Linked DNA regions of Mus musculus: region 1 is linked to region 2. The links are chromatin contacts, found by Hi-C or POLR2A ChIA-PET in ENCODE. All regions are on one chromosome and are shown on one strand. The core of a region is the stretch at or near the end of the contact, and the rest is flanking DNA. Distances in the headings are between cores, read along the strand shown. Region 1 holds the start of Rpl10a (ribosomal protein L10A). Region 2 holds the start of Tcp11 (t-complex protein 11).

Region 1 (3,771 bases), core at 1,209-3,708, 250 kb after region 2:
CTGGCTCTTGCTCCACCGCAAGGGGCAGAAAGGTTTGGGTGCCCAGGAGCCTGTCCTCTATTCTGTCCTCTCTCCCCATAGCGTGTTGAGGAGACGTGAGACGGGCTGCTGCAGTCCTGACCTGACTCCTCCTCCCCAGATCACAGAGCAGCAGAGCCTGGACCTGGCTGTGGCCCTAGAGCCCAACGCCACCTTCCTGAAGAAGGCCCTGCAAGCAGCGCTGAGACATGTGACCCACTGACCATACACAAGGACACACCGCCCTGACTGCTTGTCTCAGAACACACAGCCATCTCAGGAGTCAGCTGCCTCTGCCCAACACCCCAGGCTCTGCAGGGGCCATATTGACTCCACAAGGAGCAGAGAGGAGGCCTTGGGTACCACTCCTGACAACATCAGGATACAGGGGCTGTGGAGGATGAGTGGGAGGTGGGCAGAAAAGCTGGCCTTTCAGTGTGAGCCTTTTGTGCTCAGGTATATGTTGTGACCTCCTCTGTTTTGTTTGTTTCTGAACTGAGTAATTTTGTAACAGTTTTAATAAAAAGAAGACAGTCCATCCAGGCTTGGTGGCTCAGCCCTGTCATCCCAGCCCTCAGGCAGAGCCAGGAGAATCAGGAATTCAAGGTCATCTTCAACCGCACAGGAGTTCAAGGCCAGCCTAAGCTATGTGAGAGAGACCCTGTCTCAAATAAGTTTGTGGGTGTGGCTGAGATGGCTGGAGGTGGGGGCAGGAGAGTCCCCCAAAGCTACAGGGCCAGCTTAGCCGGAGACAAAATGGAAGGCAGGGACTGGCACCTGAGGTTGACCTCTGACCCGTGTGTGTGTGTGTGTGTGTGTGTGTGTGTGTGTGTGTGTGTGTGTTGGCATGTTTGCAACCCAGAGTGCTCAAGCATGCACAGCACAAATGTGTACAAACATATGCATGTCAGATACAAAGAACTTCCAAACAAGCACTTGTATTCTTAGGCTACTTTCCCAGAACCCCCTTTACTCCCTCACCTGCCCCCACCCCTCCCATCACAGCAGGTCTGTCAGAGCTGCCTGATGAGTGTCAAGGACTACACTGAGGGCAAGGGTGGGCTTGGGACCCATAACTTTTGTTTTCATGCTGAGCCGGAGTCTTAGGCCTGCTAGAACTCTGAACTCTGTCTTCAGCTGCAGCAAAGGTTTGGACTGGGATCTGAGGGATGTCTAACCCACCATGGGCTGAAAAGACACAGGGTGCCTGCTGCAGACCTGTGTGACATCTGTATTTCCACAGCACCTCACTCAAAAAATATTTAGCACACAGCTGGGCACGGTGGCACACACCTTTAATCCTGGAACTCAGGAGATCGAGGCAGGCAGATCTCTAATTTCAAGGCCAGCCTGGTTTACAGAGCGAATTCCAAGAGAGTCGGGGCTATGCCAAGAAACAAAAATTTGCCAAACTGATGTGACTGAATTAGCCTGAGAAAGTTCATGACAGCATCCTCCTACCTTAGCCCTGCAGTGGGTGGGGAACTGAGGTTTCTGGGTGCTTCTGAGTCCCTGTTCCAGGGAGGCAAGGAGGTCAGTCCAGTGAGAAGGTCTGGCTTTTGAGAACAAGCTGAATCTGACTACAGAAGCAAGGGGAACAATGTCTAAGAGACAGACGTCAGCCGCTCACCATGTTGATGGCCTTTAGAGTGTGGATGGCACTTGCAGCTTCAACCTGCCTGCTCTGCTCTGACCCTGTGGGAACCTGCTTCATCCTGCCTGCTGTTTGCTGTGTGTGTGCTCAGGCGAGATGAGCTATTCGTAGGTCTGCTCCCTGGAAATGGTGGGTGCTGGCTACATCTGTGATTTGTTCCCAGAGAGGGTGACATGCCTCCAAATGAGTCACTCCAGATCTGGAGGCTCCCTGCAAACGCTCCTTGACCCGGCGCCTCTCTATTAACTGCGAAGACCGGGGTCAAGTAACAAGAACGACTTTGTTTGAAATGCCAACTAATTGAGACAGGACAGGGGCATTTGTCCAAAGTCCACCTTGCCCGGAGGCTGAATCAGGGGCGGTTTATACAGATGGCCAGGATAGACTGGTGGGCGCCTCCTCCCAGGTGGAGGCTTAGGCTTAAGCCAGGCACATCTGATCCTAATCTAGTCACAAGGCGCTTTCCCGTTCTGCAGATCTCAGCAAGGGTCATTTCCTCAAGCTATTCCTGTCATCCATGCCTCTGCCCACATGCGGTGGCCGGACCATTGCACAATGCACGGCTAGAGGGGGCGGCTGCCCAGTGGCTCTGCGGGGCTCATCACCAAATTAGGCGATGACGGAGACCGGTTCTGCCGGGGACTGGAAGTCATGGGGCAGGCAGAAGATAGAAAGCAGGGAGAAATCCAATCCCAGGGCCCGGCTTCAGCCCTTGTCCCAATGCAGGACTGCCTGCTGCTCCTAGAGCGGTTCTCACGGTGCAGCCGCGTGGTGGCGCCCCCCCAGCGGCCGCAAACTGCAGCGCCTCTCCGGCTTGGCTGAGCGCGGAACGTGCCCGTAACGGGCAACTCTCGCGAGAACGCGGGCTCTATTTGAGCGCATGCGCAAAGCGCTCTGCCTTCTTTCCGGTTTCCGCGGCAGCCGCAGCCATGAGGTAAGTTGTTATCGTGGCGCTATCCGCCGCCATCCGTGCACCCACACGCCCGCGGACGCCCCGCGGCCCGTCTCGGAGGCTCTCCCGGCGACTGCCCCGCGTCGCGAGCCTTTCCCCAGCGTGCCGTGGGCCTGTCATCGGGCCCGGGGTGCAGCATGGCCGGCCCCGAACGCCTTCGCTTCTCCCCAACAGCAGCAAAGTCTCACGCGACACCCTGTACGAGGCGGTGCGGGAAGTCCTGCACGGGAACCAGCGCAAGCGCCGCAAGTGAGCGCGGGCCTCCCTCCCGGGGCAGGGCGAGCATCCCCGGCCATGGCGACCCTGGCTCACAGCTCCCCTCTCGCTCAGGTTTCTGGAGACGGTGGAGCTGCAGATCAGCCTGAAGAACTACGACCCTCAGAAGGACAAACGTTTCTCGGGCACCGTCAGGTTGGCACCGCTCTAACCCCACCCAGCCCTCAGTGTTCCCGTGTGGCCTGGCCGCGCCCTAGGCGGGCACGGGGACACTGACGTGCCAGGGTAGTTCAGGAGCCCTGCTGCAGGCAGGCAGGCTGGACGGACCCCCACCCTGGGTCTTAAAACAAGAGGGGAGGCGTGGGGAGGCCTCGGCCGAGCCCGCCGCCTAGCCTGAGAAGCCAGGCTAGTGTTGCCCAGAGCTCCGGGTAAGGCTTGCCGCTCCCTGCCATGCGTTCAGATCTAGCGGGATGGCCAGCGCCGACCATGACCTGTTCTGTTTTCTCCCCTCCCAAACGCAGGCTCAAGTCCACCCCACGCCCCAAGTTCTCGGTGTGCGTTCTGGGGGACCAGCAGCACTGTGATGAAGCCAAGGCCGTGGATATCCCCCACATGGACATCGAGGCGCTCAAGAAGCTTAACAAAAACAAGAAGTTGGTCAAGAAGCTGGGTAGGTGGGGCTCACTAGGGCTGAACACAACCCATGACCCCCTGCCCAGGAGTGGCAGCACACATTGGGCTTCACAACCAGTTAGAAAATGCCCCACAGGCTGGTCTGATACTCCCCTCTCGCCAGTGTGTGCAGTTGACTCATAGCCAGCTATTGGTTTGGGTTTCAAGTCTTTTCAGTTAACAACCTATCGAGGGAGGGGTCACAAGTGTCTCCCACGTGTTAGCCTCCATGGTAGCCCCTGTCTCCGCATACATTTTG
Region 2 (3,491 bases), core at 599-3,098:
GTAGAGATCCCATAGGACAGCACTGTCTTTCTCAGAAGGAAACATGACAGAAGTATTTAGAGTCATGCCTGTATCCTCAGACAGTAAGGAAAAAGGAAAAAAACACACACACACAGAGAAAATTAAAAATGGAGGAAGTCTCTGGGTTTTACGTTTCAACAAATTGAAAATATTTCATGGTGAGAAAATTGACTGGACTTTGATAGAAAATCTAGAGTCCTTGGCTGGGTTATAAAAGCATAAACTACAGGCTGGACAGATGGCCAAGTGGTTAAGCCACTTGCTGCCCTTTCCTAAGAGCTGGGTTACCCTTGGCTCACAAGCATCTGTAACTCCAGTTTCAGGGCGCCCGACATCTCTTCTGGCCCTGAACACACACGGTGCACAGACATACCTGTAGACAAAACACCCACTCACACAAAGAAAAATAAACCTTTTTATAAAAACAAAGGTGACCGGACCCTGCTCTTCCCAGCATCTGTGCAGTCCTTCATTATCCCAGCCGAAATGGCTGGCATGACACAATCAGATCCGTAAACAAATCCGAGGTGAAAGGAAACCTTCAAAGCTACAGCCACTCCTCAAGAAACTCTCCAACTGCAAGAAGCAGCCAGTTCCGCCCAGAGCACTCCGGAACAAGGAGGGCTTAAAGAGTAGAGATTTAAGTGTGGCTACAATTCTTAAAAATTCAGATTGCCCCCCTAAAAAAAGAAAACTGCAACACAACAAAGCCAACGTGTTATACACAGTTCCAAATTTTTACAAAAGGAATTTGATTGTATACTCAGGAGTCACTGTACCTATGGATGCAACAGCCATTGTAAGAACTGTTTCCAAACCAGCAGCACCAGCACGCCCTGACCTTGAACCCCACAGGCCAGGTTCCTATTTGGATACACAACCCCAGCCCGAACCCAACCCACCCCACCCCACCCCTCCGGGTACACCTGGATCTTGTCTCAAGTCACAGCGTTAAGCAGCAGCGACCCCGCGTGGCCACAGAGGAGAGACTAACTGTCCAGCGTCACAGGAAATCCATGGCAACGCTTGTGCGGGAGCATTTGAAACGAGGGGGAGGGAGGTCCGGACCTGCAGTCCCCGCACTTGGGGGACCCTGCCTCAAGCAGATACCTAGCCTGTGCGAGCTCGGGGTCCCGCCGAGGTGGCCCTTTCCCGGGGATGGCGGAAGCGGTGCCCCACGCGTGACCGAGGGGAGCTTCGCTCGGGCGGAGGGCTGGGGACACCGGGAGGTCGGGCCAGTCCGCAGTCCTCCGTGGCCCACGGGACCTCGTGGCGCCGTCTTTACCCCGCGCCCCTGCGCGGACCCTGGGGTGAGGGCGGCCGTGCTCGGGCGACGGTTGAACCTACACGATCGGTGCCCCTGGGCGCTGCTCGCGCTCTCCCGGGTGTTTCCCCCGCGGGATTCACGGGAGGCGCTCTCTGCCGCGCCGGGCTCCTTCCGGGCCGCCCTCTCTTTCACGTCTGGCATCCTGGTGATGGTGGTGGTGGTGGTATCTGTGTGGTGACAAATGTTGGGGGCTCGTCAGGGCCAGGGGGGACCAGAGCTGGCGCAGGAAGAAACTGAGGCCGCAGCCCCGACGGACGCCCCTCCCCTTACCCCTCTCCATCCCTCACCACCCCTTGTCTCTCCCTCTCAGTATGCCTCTTCCCCTCACCTCCTCTTCCCCTCTCCCTTCCCCTCTTTCATCCCTTCCCCTCCGTGGCTCACCTCCGCCCTCCCCCTCCACTTTCTCCCTCCCCTTCCCTCTCTCCACTCAGCTCACTTCCTTCTCTGCCGGCCCGCCCGCTCTGGCTGGCTGGGCGGCACGGGGTGCGGGTGGGCTAAACCACTTGGGGGGATGAGGCAGGGGCGGCGTGGCTGGGTGGAGCCACTGAGCCCCACGTCGATGCTGTCACACACTCCACATCCCCACCCTGCGAACTGAGCAGGAGTGGGAACGCCCGGTGTTGCCAAACAAACAGCTTAGGTGTCCTGGCAACGAGGCGCGAGGCGCGTGGCAGCCCTCCCCACCAGCATCGCGACCCGCCACCGACCATCTGCCGCCACCTTGGGTGAGACCGAGACTGGGGCAGGACGGTCATCCCTATTGATTCCAAGTGTCAGGATCTGGGGCTTAGGGGTAGCCTGCAGAGCATGCACAGGGGTGCTAGCCTCGAACTGCTGACCCTACAGCCTCTGCCTGAGTGCTGGGGTCACCCGTGTGAGCCACCACCAAGGGTTCATGTAGTGCTGGGCATGGAAGGGACCTCATAGGCTGAGCTCCATTTCCAGATTCTTAAAAAAAATGGAGGGTGAGGCCTGGAGAGATGGCTCAGCTGTTAGGACCACTGGCTTTCTTCCAGAGGACCAGGGTTCGATTCCCAGCACCAACATGATGGATCTCGGCCATCTGCCACTCCAGTTCCTCGGGATCATACTTCCTATATTTACATATATTTACATACACGCAGGCAAAATACCCATACATATAAAATTGTCTTGTTTTACATATAACATTCTCTTGTGTTTTTTGCTTTTTTCCCAAGACAAAGAAAGTTTCTCTATGCTGCCCCAGCAGTCAGGGAACTCTTCTGTAGACCAGGCTGGCCTCAAACTCAGATCTTCCTGCCTCTGCAGGGATTAAAGTCTTTTAAATACCCACGCCTTGGGTTTGGGGAGAGAACATGGAGAGGGTGTTTTTCCCTCATATTCTTTCTGGCCTCTTAATTACTCTGACTTGAAGTCATCATAAAACCTATGCAAATGCATCCCATCCATGCAGTACCCCAGGCGTTCAGAAGAGGGCGTGCGATCCCCCGGAAATGGCTGTACCGCCTGATGCCGCTGCTTTGCTTGCCAATCCCTGACTTTGGAAAACCTGAAAGTAACGGTGCAGGCCTGTCACCCTAGCTACTGGGGAGACTGAGGCAAGAGGACAGACTGGCCAAGGCCTGCTTGGACTACACAGTTCCAGGACAGACGAAGCAACTAAAGTTTAAAGACAAAACAAAGCCAGATAATGGGTGCAACTTAGTAACAAAATGCCGGCCATGTTTGAGGGCCCAGGTTCAGTTCCAATACTGCAAGGTAGGATTTACTGAAAAGAATTTAAGGTTGTAGCTTGGTTGGTATCCCTGGGTTCAATTCTCACCGACCACCTAAACTATCTCCAGCACATACTAAGCTTCCTTCCTCCCTCCCCATTGTGCTTCTTGGAATTTCGGGGTGTGCTTCTTGGAATTTCCCTCCAGGTGGTCAACGGGGACGTGAACAGAAGCTACGCAGTGATGTCACAGCTTCCTGTCACATGAAAACTCGGAGTCTGGAAAGATGGCACCCAAGTGGCGGCCTAGAAATACCTGGTGCCCTCTTGTGGGGCCCCTAAGGGTGTGTGTGTGTGTGTGTGTGTGTGTGTGTGTGTGTGTATGTACACACACATACACATACATGCAGGGAAAACATTTTTTTTTATGACATGTTTTCTCTGTGT

The links. Hi-C counts contacts between places; a loop is a spot of excess contacts on that map. ChIA-PET counts read pairs that join two places held with the same protein, here RNA polymerase II (POLR2A).
Region 1: a map of left cerebral cortex shows a loop between it and region 2 (2.3-fold over the local background). The contact joins the promoter of Rpl10a here to the promoter of Tcp11 in region 2. A Hi-C loop is called at or near these places in 1 of 37 maps with a recorded cell type or tissue (left cerebral cortex). POLR2A ChIA-PET finds 5 or more read pairs at or near these places in 1 of 5 experiments (embryonic stem cell).

Annotation. Positions count from the first base shown.
Region 1 is chr17:28,326,013-28,329,783 of GRCm38, forward strand. Rpl10a (ribosomal protein L10A) reads left to right here and starts at 2,459. Exons shown (of 6, transcript NM_011287.2): 1 at 2,459-2,606; 2 at 2,799-2,873; 3 at 2,955-3,035; 4 at 3,362-3,510. The coding sequence starts at 2,602. Fance (Fanconi anemia, complementation group E) reads left to right here. Exons shown (of 10, transcript NM_001163819.1): 10 at 140-562. The coding sequence ends at 241.
Region 2 is chr17:28,078,791-28,082,281 of GRCm38, forward strand. It overlaps Tcp11 (t-complex protein 11), which reads right to left and starts at 1,849. Exons shown (of 10, transcript NM_001085555.1): 1 at 1,785-1,849; 2 at 1,369-1,515. The coding sequence starts at 1,489.